Regions from separate parts of the Homo sapiens genome. Here region 2 is linked to region 1. A link is an interaction called in ENCODE POLR2A ChIA-PET data of the cell type or tissue named here. Cell type or tissue: CD4-positive, alpha-beta T cell. All regions are shown on one strand. Each heading gives the region's core, and the rest is flanking DNA. Links, peaks and the distances in the headings are about the cores only. Region 1 overlaps CRTC3 (CREB regulated transcription coactivator 3). Region 2 holds the start of LOC124903555 (a long non-coding RNA gene).

The links. Peaks named below come from ENCODE experiments on the same cell type or tissue, not always from the same donor. Only the 100,000 strongest peaks of a DNase experiment are listed, where the experiment ranks them.
Region 2: POLR2A ChIA-PET joins it to region 1 with 13 read pairs; 12 of 35 experiments call an interaction of 5 or more read pairs at or near these places.

What each region holds. Positions count from the first base shown.
Region 1 is chr15:90,536,567-90,544,905 of GRCh38, reverse strand. CRTC3 (CREB regulated transcription coactivator 3) reads right to left here. Exons shown (of 15, transcript NM_022769.5): 2 at 4,769-4,867. Among named protein-coding and RNA genes, the nearest start is that of CRTC3, 11 kb to the right of the region's middle. In CD4-positive, alpha-beta T cell, for the core only: no CTCF peak of the experiment used is centred there; a DNase peak (open chromatin) is centred at 4,935; H3K4me3 peaks cover 1,297 bases; H3K27ac peaks cover 2,909 bases.
Region 2 is chr15:90,591,472-90,599,810 of GRCh38, reverse strand. CRTC3 (CREB regulated transcription coactivator 3) reads right to left here. Exons shown (of 15, transcript NM_022769.5): 3 at 6,056-6,175. It overlaps LOC124903555 (a long non-coding RNA gene), which reads left to right and starts at 3,833. Exons shown (of 2, transcript XR_007064758.1): 1 at 3,833-3,920; 2 at 5,949-6,451. LOC124903554 (a long non-coding RNA gene) reads right to left here and starts at 784. Exons shown (of 2, transcript XR_007064756.1): 1 at 697-784. RefSeq lists enhancers at 1,320-1,614, 3,782-3,851, 5,247-5,747. In CD4-positive, alpha-beta T cell, for the core only: no CTCF peak of the experiment used is centred there; DNase peaks (open chromatin) are centred at 1,500, 1,970 and 5,200; H3K4me3 peaks cover 772 bases; H3K27ac peaks cover 6,389 bases.

The DNA.
Region 1 (8,339 bases), core at 149-8,148:
CTATACATTTAAAAATGGTTTTAGAAGATACCAATAAACTACTTTAAAAAATGGTTAAGATGGTAAATTTTATGTTCTGTTTTTTAACCACCATTTTTTTGAAACTCTGAAATACCAAGTGCTAGAGCAGATACAGGGTCGCTGGAACTCTCATGCACTGCTGGTAAGAATGTGAAACAGTAGAGCCACTTTGGAGAACAGCTTGGCGATTTCTTATAAAGCTAAAGTTAATATACACTTACTGTATGATCTAGCAATTCCACTACTAGCTACTTACATAAAAACTGTATGTGAATGTTTATAGAATATTTATTCATAATTGCCAAAAGGTGGAAACAACCCAAATGCCCATCAACTAACTGATGAATGCATAAATTATCTACATCCATAGAATGGAATTCTACTCAGCAATAAAAAGAAATGAACTACTGATCAATGCAATGTAGTGGGTTAAATTATGGCCACCAAAAGAGATATCTTCAAGTCCTAAGCCCCAGAACCTGTGAATATGACTTTATTTGAAAACAGAATCTTTGCAGATGTAATCAAGCAAAGGTGAGATCATATTGAATTAGGGTAGGCCCTAAATCCAATGACTAGTTCTTTATAAGAAAAAGGAGAGGAAGATTTAAACACAGACACAGACAAACAATGAAGAAAGTCGTGTGATGACAGAGGCAGAGAGTAAGTGATGCAGCTACAAGTTAAGGACTGCCGCAGACCACGGAAGCTAGGAAGAGACAAGGAGGGATTCTTCCCCAGAGCATTCATGGTGCTGCTGACACCATGCTGATTTCCAACTTCTGGACTCAGAACATGAGAACATGAGAAAATAAATTTCTGTTGTTTTAAGGCACTAAGTTTGTGGTACTTTGTTACAGCAGCCCTAGGAAACTAACACACGCAACCACCCAGATGAATCTCAAATGCTAAGTGAGAGAAAAACTCAAAAGACTACGGACATTTGATTCCACTAATAGGACACTGGAAGAGTCAAAACTACAGATGGTGGTTTCCAGAGGCTGGAGGTGGGGGATGGAGAATACTTACAAACAGACACAAGGGAACCTTTTGGGGTAATGGAACTATTCTACATCTTCATTGTGGTGGTGATTATATGGCAAAGAGCTGTATACCTAAAAAAGGTATAAATTATATTGTATTTACATAATACCTCAAAAACATTTACTTAAAAAAAATCTGTGCTCTGGGACTCTCCTCAGTTTTTCAAGAATTTTTCTCAGTTCGGAAGAGGGCTCCCACCAGCCTAATTGGGGAGAATGTGAAGATCAAAATAAAAATAATAGATTAGCTTGCGCTTCAAGCCCACTCTTACTCTGTAGAGCATACTTTTATTTCAATAAATCTGTGCTTTCATTGCTTCAAAAATGAATAAATAAAATAATAGATTATAATAGATTGAATAAAATAGAAAATCATAAAACCATATACCGAGAGATAAAAAATGAATGTATAGATTGAAAGTTTAATGAAGATCAGGATAAAGTATCTCCTCGCAAAATATTTATTCATTACAAAGGGGAAAAGAGTTACTTTAAATGGGGAAGCCTGACAGACAGGCCACCTTTTTTTTTTTTTTTTTTTGAGACAGGGTTTGGCTCTGTCACCCAAGCTGGAGTACTGTGGCCCCATGTGAGCTCACTGAAATCTCTGCTCTCTGGACTCAAGCACTCAATCCTCCCACTTCGGCTTCCCAAGTAGCTGGGACCAGAGGCGTGCACCACCACATCTGGCCTTTTTTTTTTTTTTTCAGTAGAGACAGGGTCTCTCCATGTTGCCCAGGCTGGCTCAAACTCCTGAGCTCAAGCGATCTGCCTGCCTCAGCCTCCCAAAATGCTGGGATTACAGGTGTGAGCCACCATGCCTGGTGGACACCACCTTAATTGATAAAAGAGAACATCATCATTAACAGGACACATCAAAATCATGTCCCTAATGTGATACCATAACAGCCTCACTTCTTCTACGTTATTCCTGCCAAAGATGCATAGTCTGAATCAAATCACAAAGATACATTAGGCAGACCCCAATTGAGGGGTTATATCTACAAAAAAACTGGCCTGTAATCTTCAAATGTGACAGGATCACAAACGTTAAGAGTACTTGAATTAATGTCAAAAATAAAAGGCTGAAAAGCTGTTCCAGACTGAAGGAGACTGCAGGCAATAACTGCATGTGATTCTGAACTGAATCCTTTTGCTACAGAGGACAGCAGGGGGACATTTGGTGAATGCAGTCTGAAGATCAGATTGTAATAATGGATCACTGTTAATTTTCTTATCTTGATGGCTGTATTTTGGTTATATAGAACAACGTCTTTGCTTGTAGGAAAAACACAGTGAAATATTAGGGGGTGATGGGGCATCAGGTCAGGAACTTATTCCCAAGTGAAAAAAAAGTTATGTCAGCAGGGCACAGTAGTTCATGCCTGTAATCCCAGCACTTTGGGAGGACGAGATGGGCGGATCACCTGAGGTCAGGAGTTCGAGACCAGCCTGGCCAACATGGTGAGACACTGTCTCTACTAAAAATACAAAAATTAGCCAGGCGTGGTGACGCACGCCTATGATCCCAGCTACTTGGGAGGCTGAGGCAGAAGAATCTCTTGAACTCAGGAGCTGGAAGTTGCAGTAAGCTGAGATCGCGCTATTGCACTCCAGCCTAGGCGACAGAATGAGACTCGGTCTCAAAAAAAAAAAAAAATTAAGTGGACTATACTTCCAAGTATTGTGTAAGTTTGTGACTGTTGCAAAGAAAAACAAAACAAAACAAAACAAAAACAGTATGAAAAGAATCCTGGGGGCTACGCACGGTGGCTCATGCCTGTAATCCCAGCACTTTGGGAGGCCAAGGTGGGTGGATTACTTGAGGTCAGGAGTTCAAGACCAATTGACCAACATGGTGAAACCCCATCTCTACTAAAAATATAAAAATTAGCTGGGCGTGGTAGTGCACGCCTGTAATCCCAGCTACTCAGGAGGCTGAGGCAGGAGAATGCTTGAACCCAGGTGATGGAGGTTGCAGTGAGCTGAGATTGCACTACTGCACTCCTGCCTGGGCGACAGAGTGAGACTCCATCTCAAAAAAAAAAAAAGAAAAAAAGAATCCTGGGAAGGCCAAGGATTATCATTTTATCCCATTCCCCAATGCAACCGGAGGGGAACATCATAGTAAATTCTATATTCCTCTAAAGTTGACAATAAAGTAGCACAAAATTGGGATCTCAGACACAGCAAACTTGCACAATGCTGTATTTCCTGAAGTATGAAATCCCGCATAAGGCAGAGACCTATGTTATTTGGATACTAAATAACCCAGTGGGTTAATATATAAGGTAGTTTGATATATGAAGGTAGATCTCTAATACAGGCAGTAATATGGTAAAGAGTCCATTGTCATTATATTGAAGACAAGATTCCGGTGCAATAGGGTACAAATATGTTCATGTAGTACTTTTTCTAATCACCATTATATTTGGAGTTCCTATCAGCACTCTCAAATGGAAGTCCCCAACTTAAATAATACATTTGGCTTTATTTGACATCATCAAAAAAGTGAACCCAGTTTCTACCACAAAGAAATAAGACAGTGCTTTTAAAATGGTCAGGCATCCAAACAATCAATTAATGCTTCATCTTAAAGTTTATATCTCAACTTTAACACCGAATCTTAAATTGCATAATTAGAATGACAGGCTCCTAATGTTTCACAGATTGGGATATCTAAGCAGGTCTAATTCAGGTCTTAACAATAGTGCCATATACCATTGTCTGAAACACCAATTCCACATTGGTTTGAACAAGGCTTTCCACTGATGTGAACGATGAAAGCACCCGAGGACACTGCAGTAATCTAAATGCAATACAGACTACTTATCTGTGTCTTACACCTGCACTGAGCCATGTGGTAGCCACCAGCCACATGAAACTAGTGAAATGCGGCTGGTCCAAATTAAAGTATGCTTTGAGTATAAAATACACAACAGATTTCAAAGACATAGTACACAGAAAAGTATGTGAGATTTCTCAGTTTTTTTATGCTGATTGCATGTTAAAATGATCATATTTTGGATATATTGGATTAAATATTTATTTTTTTATTTTTATTTTTTTTTGAGACAGTCTCGCTCTGTCGCCCAGGCTGGAGGGCAGTGGTATGATCTCTGCTCACTGCACCCTCCGCCTCCTGGGTTCAAGCGATTCTCATGCCTCAGCTTCCCAAGTAGCTGGGACTACAGCTGTGAGCCACCACACCTAGCTAATTTTTGTATTTTTAGTAGAGATGGGGTTTCACCATGTTGACCGGGCTGGTCTCGAACTCCTGACCTCAGGTGATCTGCCAGCCTTGGCCTCCCAAAGTGCTAGGATTACAGGTGTGAGCCACCATGCCCAGCCAAACATTTATTTAAGTAATATTAAAATTATAGATGAGAAAGCTGCATTTTGAAAAATATAGATATTAAAATTAACCCCACGTGTTTCTTCTTCTTTAATGTAGCTACTAGAACATTTTAAATTACATATGCTTGTGTTATAATTCTACTTGCCAGTGCTGCCTTCAGCCATTTGTGAAATAACACTATCGTATGCTGTAGAAACTATGAGAGAGAATATTAATGGACTTTCCAAAAGAAGACTGAACTGTACCTAGGCCCAGCTTATCCTTCAAGATCTCATCTTTTTAGTGATAATCTTTGTCTATTTTTTACACTCCATTCAGCTTCAAGAAAGTACATATCTGGAGGTACCTGAAACTCTGACGCACTGCTCCGCAGCTGGCTCACATTTGGTAAGGATCCTCCATGGTACTGTGTAAGGCGCAGTTGCTGAAGCTTCTGAAATTGAACCTGGAAACAAAGTGATTTAAGAACGCTGAGAGGTAACAGCAAAGATCTAAAGAAGCATCAAAGTATAGTATTTTGTAGGGGAACGGTTCAAGAATGAAAGTCTTGTTTCAATTTCTTCTCGACGTAAGTGATCACACCCTCAAGGTTTCCGGTGCTTTCTGGGTTTTGATTACTCTATTTTCGGAAAGAGCTTACCCATGTTCCAAATGTCCCATATACCATGATAGTAACGTCCTCTTGCAAGGTCTTTGAGTGTGTATGTTTGGATACACTGGCATAATCTTTAACAACAATAAAAGAATTTCTGAAAGAAAAACTAAGCTACTATCCACAACCCTAACACATTAGCTGTTTTCCCTTCTTCATGCTCTTTTCCAGCCTCCGTTTACATTTATGGTAAGAACTGCATAGCTGTGATCATAAGATAGGTACAACCTAGCATGCTCATCATAAGCCTTTTCTATGCTATTACAGAGTAATTTTTAGTGGGTATATAACAGTTCTTCTGAATTATTTCCTTAGAACACCTTCCAAAGGGTGATTACTAAATCTCTGGATATGGGCCTTTTGGTGGCTCTCAACGTATACTGCCGAAATGCTTTCCCAAAGAGTTTATAATATACATATGAGAAAAGTTTCACCAAAAAAACTCATTGATATTGGATATTACCATTAATTGGGGTAAGGAAGGAGGTCAATTCAATAGGTATAAAATGGCATCCCACCATTTTAATATGCTTTTCTTTGTAAGTTCTTCCTTACTTCATTTTTCAAAAAGCAATAAACTGGTTACAGTTCTTGTAAATCTCAAAGTGGTCTGATCTGGTCTTTAAGAGTTCTGTTTCTAAAATAATAAATTAGCTCCATGGTTACATAACCCTTGGCACTATAATTCATATAGAGAAGAAAGGGTTATAGACGAGAGCCCTGGGGCAGATTTTTACCCTTCATCACTCTCTGTCTCTAACAATAATAAAACACTACCAGATCTAAGCCCCTAGGATGGGCCAGGTGCTGTTCTCGGACACTTGGCCCACTTCATCCCTAATCCTCCCCACAACCATGCAAATGAGACTGTACTCTCCTGCTGTTACAGACCTGGAGACCCAGACTCGGAAGTTCAGTGACTTGCCACGTGGCTAGCAGGAGGCTGAGCCACGGCTGTCAGCCTCAAAGCCCATATGCCCATTTCTGCCATGCTCTTTTCCTTTGTCCCATCTTTCCCTCGATGATCATACTAATTACAAACTCAAAAAAAAAAAAAAGGTGAAGTTTGGTTTACCAAAAGCATTGTTGAACCTATGAAGCTCTCTGATAATTTCCTTTTTACATTTATTATGAAAGATTTCAAATAGTATATGTGAAATAAAGACAAGTATAATGAAACCCCATCTATCCATCTTCTAGCTTAAAAATTACCAACTTATATACAATCATCTTTCATCTTTACCCTCTCCACTACCCGCAGTGCCTCACTGACAGAAATTTCAGACATGGTATCACTCCATATTTCAATATGTATTCTCAAAAGATAAAGACTTATACTTGTTTGGAAATTTTAAAGGCATACGAAATCCTTCAGTGGCTTTAACTTCCCTTATACCTGCTGTATTTGATTTCTTAAATGTACTGCACAGGGAGACAGTTATAACCTATTAATCAAAACCCAAATCTCAGAGTCAAACATGAGGAGGACGACATGGTGTTTTTTCCATCTAGGAGTGGAGTTATAGGAATAAAGTCTCTCAGCTTTCAATCTTAACATTCTAAAAGTACTTATCAGAAGCATCTGACTATTCTTGAAATTCTCTGGACAAAATTCTCAGCCATCTTGATTTAAAGCCTTTGATTTCTTTTTTGAAGGATCAATTTATCCATTGATTTACTGATACAAAAACTTAACTGTGTGTCAGGTAGTATGCCAGGCACTGGCTTACTAAGATGAATGTATGCTAAAGTTCCTGCCTTCAGAGAGTTCTCACAAAGGCTTCAACTCTTACCCAAAAGCCTTGACACTTCAACCAAACTAAGTTATAAATCCAGATAGGGACCTGCCCTCAACTGAGCTGAAGGCCGTCTCACAATCCCCCATAACTGCTCTCCCTCCCAAAGCACCTATTTCCGAAGCCTTCAAAGACTGTTAAAAAAGAACACGGCTAGCCTGGCCAACACGGTGAAACCCCGTCTCTACTAACTATTAGCCAGCTGTGGTGGTGCATGCCTGCAATCCTAGCTACTTGGGAGGATGAAGCAGAAGAATTGCTTGAACCCAGGAAGCAGAGGTTGCAGTGAGCCAAGATCATGCCACTGTACTACAGCCTGGGTGACACAGTGAGACTCTGTCTCAAAAAAAAGGCCAGGAGCAGTGGCTCATACCTGTAAATCCCAGAACTTTGGGAGGCCGAGGCGGGCGGATCACGAGGTCAGGAGATCGAGACCATCCTGGCTAAGACGGTGAAACCCTGTCTCTACTAAAAGTACAAAAAAATTAGCCAGGCATGGTGGTGGGCGCCTGCAGTCCCAACTACTCAGGAGGCTGAAGCAGGAGAATGGCATGAACCCGGGAGGCGGAGCTTGCCGTGAGCCGAGATGGCGCCATTGCACTCCAGCCTGGGCGACAGAGCGAGACTCTAAAAAAACAAAAAGCACTGGACCTGGAATCGGATGATGTGACTTTGTAACCTGCAACTCCCGTGTGGTTGGGCAAACAACTCTGACGCCTCCTGCACAAGATAAAGTGAGGATTAAATGACACAGACACAAGAGTGGTATGTCAAATGTAAAGCTCTGGTCAACTTAAGATATTATCATTATTGCTGATCTCAGCTACCTCTTCAAACTCTGAGTTATTTTGACATTTTCCTCTTTTGAAATTTAGACTCATTGAGCTAGAAAAAGAACTTTGAGACTGTCTTCAACACCTTCATGTTTACAGATGATGAACATGTGAACCAAAGAATGATTAGCCTAAGGCCGAGGTCACAGACTGGCAGCCCATAGGCCACATTTCACCTAGAGTGTTCTGTTTACCCACCAGATGTTGACCCATTCAGTGTATTAAATTTCAATTGAAAAAATCAGGACACTGCATAAAAATATGGATTTCCAACTTCTCCTGATTGAAAGATCAGACAACACTGAACCCATGTTCTTGCATGGCATCGCTGGATGAAGCTGAGAAGAGGCCACCCCCTTAGATCGTGTTTGCCAAGTCCTCACTGTACCCTATTATCCCTTCACGATGGCCCAGGATCAGCTGCCATGATCATCTCATTCCTGGCCCCTCCATTCATTTTCCTTACCTGCCTCACTTACTGAGTTAGTGACCTTTGGCCTACAGTCACACATCTTAGTGGAATTTTCTTTAATGCCTACAGGAAATGAGATCCAGGCCTCATTAATTCCTTTTTGAGAAAAGTCTCACAATAGCCAACACGATTACAATCCAAAATCCCAGCGGGTCCTTTCAGAG
Region 2 (8,339 bases), core at 248-8,247, 55 kb before region 1:
GTACTGATAATACAAATTAGAATGCAGTGGTGTAATAGTCACGTAATCATCAAACGCTGGTGATTTCAATGTTGAGGTGTAAGTTAGCATTTTAACCTTCCTGATATTAACAACATGAAAATATAGTAAATTCCTGGAAATTTTTAATATAATTAGGTTGAGGCATCAAAAGTTGAAAGATGTGACCTCTGAGCTCTCTTAATTTTCACTCTCATCTAATTTAGTGGATATTTGAAAACCCAAGAGAACCACTCATGTTATACACTTATACTTAATGCAAGGAAAATCTAGAAGAAGTTTATTTGTTCTTTGGAAAACTTCAGAAAACTTCATTCAGGTGGCTTTAAACTACTCCACAACACTGACATGCCCTAAGTAACAACCTCGAGACAAAGGAAACACTCTTATTTATAAACTTGAATTTACCATTTACTCAAGAAACATTTCTGGCATCCCTGCCAGGTGCCAGCGTGCCAGCGGAAGGGCAGCACAGGTCACAGGGCTTTTAACAACCACATCAGCGCCTCCTCCATTGCTTCCTTAGTTAAGCTTAGTGAAGCCTTTGGCTCAAGGAAGATTTCCACATTAAAAAAGGAAGGCAGGGAGGAGGGATGATGAAAAAGATAAACAAAGAAGAGGTGGCTGCAATGGATGGAAACAAAAATTAAAGTTAAAAAAAAAAATCCCCACACTCACATGGATCTTTTCTTATCCCTCTGTGCACTCCTTTCCGCCCCTTTGCCTTCCGTCCTGATGTTCCCTGGGGTCCTGTGGCCTCGCAGCCTCAGGCCACACCTGCCTGCATTGCTCTGAGAGGCAAAGGATGCTCTCAGGATCCCTGGGCACCAGGCAGAGTGTGAGCAGGTGGAGGGGGTGGCGGGAGCCTCCGGGCACAGGAGCTTTAGGAGGCGCTTCCTAAGAGCCTCAGGGCCAGTGCCCGTCTTCCTGGTAGAGAGCCCCTGTCCTCCATGCTCGCCTTGGCCAATCGCATCCTTCCCTCGGCCCCACTGTCACCCACAGTCCAGTAACTCATAAATCGACACCTCCAGCTCCCAACAGTTCTTTTGTGAACTCCAAGTGCATACTTCCAACTGCCTACTCAAGTTCTCTGCCAAAAGTACCCAAGACAGCTCAAATTCTACCAAAAATCCAACCAATCACTGTCCCCTTAATCTGTTCCTCTTCTTATAGTCCATCTCATTTAGTGAGGCCACCGTCCACCAAGACACTCATGTTAGGATCTCAGAGTCATCCCAGTGTGTTCTCTCTCTCCCCAAGCCTCTGCAGTTCTGTGCAGGAAAATCTTCCTCCTCGAGTTACTGCCTCAATCCATCAACACAGGGACTGCTGTTCCTCTCAACCTGTGGAGTGTTAGAGGGAACAGTTCTTACTCTTCACCAAAGGAAGGGGAGCAGCTCTTCTTCTTCTGATAAGAGAGGACATCAGTTGGCCAGTTTACCAGTGGGTGGGGTTACTGAGCCACAGAAGCTGAAAACAAGACCCGCCCTGGCCCTTTCTTTGTGCTGCTTGACCTGCGGCTGGGTGAGCAGGCCCAGGGTTCCCTTCTCTTGGCTTCCCGTCCCTGTGCGGTCAGTGTACCTGGGCAGGGCTCAGGAACTGCCTTGTCGGGGCAGCCTGGAAGCCAGTCATTTCTCTCCTGCTCTGGAACTCTGTGTTCTGCCAGGGACACAGTTTGTGGGGCAGGCCTGAGACCTTCCATGTAGCTGGTGGGGTAAGTGGGCTCGGAGTCTGGTTAACAGAACCCACCTACCAAGACAAGTTTCAGGGTCAGATTTAATATATAAAACTGGCCACAATTTGGCTCCTTCCTGATTGCTCAGCCATGTGTTTATTGTCATTCTACTTCTTTTTGTCCCTTTACCTCTAACTATGTCCCACTAGAAGACATCTTAAAGTGAAACTGTAAGGGAGGATATGAGTGGCATCTTTTTGAGTCCTTGCATTTATAAGAACATCCTGTTTCCCTCAGCAAATGAGAGGCAAACAGGTTGCATGTGGTATTGTGAAGTCAGAATATTTCCCCCTTAAAATTCTAAAGACCAATGTTTCCTTGTCCTTCAAGATAAGACGGGTGTTAGGTAACAGTTGGATTTTGTGATCACTTAAGTTTTGAAATTCTGGGTTAAAGATAAGAAGTTTATTAACTGCAGGACTTTTCAGAGCCCTGATATATACGGTCAGGCTCCAAGAGGTGATACAGAGTATGGTGTTTCTCAAATGTAATAGGCCATGCATCTCAAAGAAACAGTGTCCTATAAACCAATGTCCTAACATTTTCATCTCATTATGATGAAAAGAATCAAAGCAAGGCCCAGCCCAGAGAGGAGAATCATTCCTAACTCTAGTAGGTCTTAGGCATCTCTTCACGACCCTTCACGCTGGTGAACTCTTGACTTCCTTTCAAGGAAGGCATTTCGTGTTTCCTTCTGAGCGTGTCATCCACAAGGCTGAGAAAATATTTTATTTGCTATAAATTTATGTTAATAGTTCAGAAGTTTAGCAATGGTGTTTGGGACACGGCACGTCTGCCAACCTTGATGAGTGAGAGTAAGAAGGGCTGCTACAGACTGCACATCTGCAGAAGGGCAGAAGAGCTTCTCTTCCAAGTGCCCGAGCCCAGGCCCCCAGCCAGGAGCAAGCCCTGGCAGTGCCTCTCCTCCGCCTGTGTGGGGCTAGGCCAGGGCCCAGCTGCAGCTGTGCCTTGGTCTTGTGTGGCCACCCATGCCAAGGGCAAAGCCCACTCCAGAAGGAATCTCCTGTGGCAGAGCTCTGCGTGCTGTGGCTGCCCACTCTGAGAGGAGGCCAGAGTATTTGTTAAACAATGTTCGTTTTATTTGAGATCACCCTATCATAGGAGTGAACCCTTAAAACCCTTGTCTAAGCCAGTGTGTCTTAAATAACACCCAAGCCAAGAAACAGCTATAATAATTCTGATTTTTTCCTTTTGTTCTAACAAAGATTCAAACTAGTGTTTTATACTTTCAAATGAAGAAACTTCATTTAAAAAGTCATAGACAAATGTTCAAGGCCACAATTTTAAGCAGATTATTTCACAACCAACAGAATGCAGGTCGTGAAAGCAAAGACGGAATCACAGCCCTCCTCCTCCAAGTGGAATAGATTAACACCAAAATAAAATCATCCCATTTCACGGACCCTTGATTCCTCAAAAGAGACTGGGCTAAAGAACTTTCTTTGCATCAACCGATGTCCAGTCCCAGGAACCCAATTTAGGAGCTTAGGAGACCACAGAGACATGGCTCATGATCAGTGAATCTGACTCATACTGTCTAATAACTTTAATTTCTCTGCATATTAACTTGGTTTTTGTTTCTCCTTCCTTTAGGAGTTGACTAGCTTTGCTTATGCTCTCAAGTTGATCCATACAGTGCCAGATTATACCCTATCATAAGAGATAGGGTCCCCTGAACACAAGAAGTCATCTCCCCTTCTGGGTAGGACTTTGCACCACATTCTCTTCCCTCTGCCTGGAACATACCTCCCAACTGCTTTACTCTCTTAAATCTCACTCATTACCATCTAAAACCATTTTCCTTTCTTATTGCCTGTTTGCTGTCATCTCCCACAGGACTGTGAACTCAAGAAAGCAGGAAGTATGCCTCCCTTATTCATCACTGGGTCCCCAGTGCTTAGAACAGTGCCTGGCACAGAGACGGGGCTCTGTAAAGATCTGCTGAATGAACACTTTATCCTCTTACTTCTTATCCTTCAAGCCTCAGATGTTCCCCCAGGATGCCTTCTTCGTTTCCCCAGACTAGTTCAAGCTGCACCTCCGACGTGCTCCCACAGCCCCTGAGCTGCCTCCCTGCAGACGCCATACCTGCCGTGGCTGCTTGTTTGCTGAGTAGCCTCTCCCACTGAACCCTGGGCAACTTGAGGTCAGGGACCATGCTGTTTACTGTTACAGTGAATTAAAATGTCTAAAACGGTGTCTGACCACTAGCACATACTTAACAAATAATTTTTATAAGTGAATAAACATTCTCCTCTTTTTTCTTCAATTCCCTTCTCTATTTTGGTTAGTAAAACTATATGCATGCTTATACATTTAGACCGTACTTCAAAAGTATCTGAGATAGCCACATATACATACACACACGTATATATAGCATAATGTTTAATCTAATATATAGAAATGAGAGCACTGACAGGAAAAAGAGGGAACTGAGAACTGAAAAAATATACATTGGTTTTTTTTTTTTTTTTTTGAGACGGAGTCTCGCTCTGTTGCCCAGGCTGGAGTGCAGTGGCGCGATCTCGGTTCACCGCAAGCTCCACCTCCCGGGTTCACACCATTCTCCTGCCTCAGCCTGGGACTATAGGTGCCCACCACCGAGCCTGGCTAATTTTTTGTAATTTTAGTAGAGACGGGGTTTCACCACGTTAGCCAGGATGGTCTCAATCTCCTGACCTCGTGATCTGCCCACCTCGGCCTCCCAAAGTGCTGGGATTACAGGCGTGAGCCACCATGCCCAGCCAAAAAAAATACATTGTTAAATCAATCAAAGAAACACTCCAAGTCTTTTGCCTGAATATTCTTGGCAATTTGGACAACGGTTTGATGTACCACTCCATCCTGACATGTACAAATTTGCTGATGAATTGCCTCCATTTCCTTTTGCCTTTTTCATTCAATGTCAAAGTTATCACACATTCCAGAATAGATTCTCAAGATCATTTATCATCTTTACTTTCCTTGATAACAGCCACATAATATACAAAATCAGAAGTCAGTCCTTCTGTGGACCAAATGTGGTGTGTTCCTGGGGGCGGGAGAAAGGGGAGAGAAAAACATTCCCTGGGGTCATTATCCTTGCCTCCAAATAGACTAAAAACTGCAAGAAGCTTGAAGGCAAGAAAAGTTGGGGTTTCCCTAGAGTGCCCCCACAACTCCTGGCTCCCTTGTACAAGGTCCTCATCACTGCGAATGGTCGCAGGTGGCATAGGGAGGGGAGAGCACAGGCTGGGCCATCAGCGGGGCCTGGTCTGAATCCTGGGTTACTTCACCACACACTCAGTTTCCTCATCAGAAAATGAGGGTTAAAAAAATTAACGACTCAGTGAGTTTTTGAGGACTAAGTGACACATAAATTACCCAGCACAGCGCCTGGCATGGGTAGGTGCTCAGTAAACATGAGTGCCCTGCCCCCACTTCCTGGTTTCTAGGCTTGTGAAGCCAACTCTACCATCACTGCCAGGAATTCAGCTCTCCGCAGCGAGACCCACCCCGCCTTTCTTCTCCTTCCTCCACCCCTGCGCCCGAGTACTGAGAAGAATGAAGTGAGAGCACGGGCCCTCCTGGCACACTTCTGTGTCCTCTCCCAAAAAATCCAGCTCAGTTCTGTTCCCCAAAGCCTTCGGCACAATGCTGGTCACACAGCTGCACCCACCACTGCCGCCCTGTAAACAGGACTGATTAAATGAAACTGTCAGGTGAATTCACCATTTCCTTTCCTTTATTTCTACTTAACAGCAGAGTTTGGTGTGACTGTACATCACTGCATGAGATTTTCCTATATTCTAGGTTTATTTTAGTTATCACTTACTGAGTTTGAAACATCACAAATAGAAAATAATATGAAATTTTGTCTGTAAGTTCCAAAAGCAGGTCAGCAGATCAAAAGAAGTACAAATAAATCACATATCTCTATGTCCATTTTTGCTAAAGAGACTAAGGCTCTCTAACCTGATTCAAAGTCAGGTTTAACTCTAACGTGGCCAATTTCTGGAGAAAATGCTCAGAACACCCTGCAATGGGACCGAATTACAGGTTGTTTTTGTTGTTATTTCATTAAACTGAACTTTATTGATGCTTTCATAAACACCTACAATGATGTTTCCAAATGTTGACTGCAGAGATGTTTCTAGTTTCCAACTCATTTATTTGTATTGCCTCCTTTCATCAGATAAATGAAGATTCTGAGGCCAAAGGAGAATTGCAGGGAAGATAAATCCTGAAAACTTTTCAAACATTTCAGAATGCACACTCCCTTTGAAGAGTAAAAAAGGATATTTGTCGCCCTGGCTTGTCCCCAGACCTTCGGTGGAGGGGGTGGAAGCGGTTCCTGGATGGCCTCTCCACCAGCCCGTGATGGCGGGTTCCCCGAACATTATCAGCTTGGTGAAATGACGGCTGCAGAGAGAAGGGAAGAAGAGTTGGCCTCCAACCATGAAATTGACACTCACCCTCAAGAACAACTGATAACAACAGGAGATGAAAGGACCGATTTTACAGTTTTACTTATTATACATTAGTGGGCCTTGGGTCAAGGTAAATAAAGTAGTATATGGAACTATTTCTTTATAATAACCATAAAATAATGACAAATAATCTGTAGTGTGTTAAGAGGAAAGCTGAAAGAATAATAAAAGTTGTCATGCAATTGGGGGAGGAGAATCAGAAGACGGTGAACTCATATACTAAATCCCAGAAAACTAGAAAGGACACTTTGAAATGTAAAAGAGGTATATTAAAGAAAGAAACTGGCAAGCCACGAGGCACCTATTTGTTCTGCACAGTGTCTTTTAAAATTTTTGATTGAATTCATAATGTTTGAAAATTCAGACTTGAGGATTCTAGGGAAAAGTCAGAATTTTTTTTGTTTGTTTGTTTTTTGAGATGGAGTCTTGCTCTGTTGCCCAGGCTGGAGTGCAATGGCGTGATCTCAGCTCACTGCAACCTCCGCCTCCCAGGTTCAAGTGATTCTCCTGCCTCAGCCTCCCAAGTAGCTGGGATTACAGATGTGCGCCACCACGCCCAGCTAATTTTTGTATTTTTAGTAGAGACGGGGTTGCACCATGTTGGCCAGGCTGGTCTCAAACTCCTGACCTCAGGTGATCAGCCCACCTCAGCCTCCCAAAGTGCTGGGATTACAGGCATGTGAGCCACCGCACCCACCCATAAATCAAAATATCTTGGCCACAATGAGCCGCACTCATCTCAGGCTCAAGTTGAGCATGGCTGCTCCCTGTAGATGGGACACCCACTCTCTTACTATGAATCCTTACACACAAACCATTTCACTGACTCATCATTTTAGACATTCAGAGTGTGTAACCCCTGAGTTAAAGAGGAAAAAAGGAATGCTATGTAAATACAAGTGGAAAACATACAAATCATCAGTCCCTAAATGATACAAATGAAAGCAGAAACAGATTGTAGATAAATTCATGGTCAATAAATCCAAAATCCTTTTTAAAGAGATGCTTGGGGTACGTTCTTAACATTTTTGAGACTGGTATCACAAAGGGCAACCTTTTTGGTTGTCAAAAGCCAAATCCTAGGCTGGGCCAATAAATCTCACATAATGAGGCAATGTGTATACATTGTGCAATAGATGTGCTTGTGAAATATAGAAAACAGATTTTCTTCTCCCATCCCCTCCAGCATTAAGGTGTTACTGACAAAGAAAAATTGTATATATTTACACTGTACAACATGATGTTTTGATATATGTATACATAGCAAAATGATGAAATCAAGTTATTAACATATCCATCACCTCACATACTATTCATTTAAAACAGAGTTTTACGTCAATTGAGTCACATATAAAATTGGTAGCTTACTGTGAAAGGAATCCTGTGACGCAATGTTTTTATAGGGGACTTCCTTCAGCTAAAAACTAATTTTTCTTTGTTAAACATGGATTTTCTCATTTTGGTTTTGAGAATTACTCCTATTTCTCCCAAGTGGACTCATAAAATCTCTGGGCCAAATTAGTCTAACAGTTCCGATCTATTTTTATAATCCAAATCTATAAACTCACAAAATAAAGTTATCTTACCAAGGAAAAACTTCTGGGCTGGAAGAAAAATAGCCACTATGATATAGGGAAGCTAGATTTATCTCAGACAATGGAATACTCTATTCTAGAGAATAATATATTGAAATACCTGAAAAATAATGGGACAAACTGACATCAGGTGCTTCTTGGCAAGATGCAATGAGGACACAGGATCTCTTTTTTTTGAGACAGGGTCTCACTCTGTTGCCCAGGCTGGAGTGCAGTGGCACAATCTTGGCTCAATGCAACCTCCACTTCCCAGGCTCAGCCTCCTGAGTAGCTGGGACTACAGTGCATGCCAACATGCTGGCTACATTTTTATTTTTTTGTAGAGACAAGGTCTCGCCATTTTGGCCAGACTGGTCTTGAACTCCTGACCTCAAGTTATCTACCCACCTTGGCCTCCCAAAGTGTTGGGATTACATGCCTGAGCCACTGCACAATTACTGCCAAACTGGGCTCCTGAAGGCCAGTCCACAAGGTGGGGAGAAGGGTCTTTAGAAGGCGTTC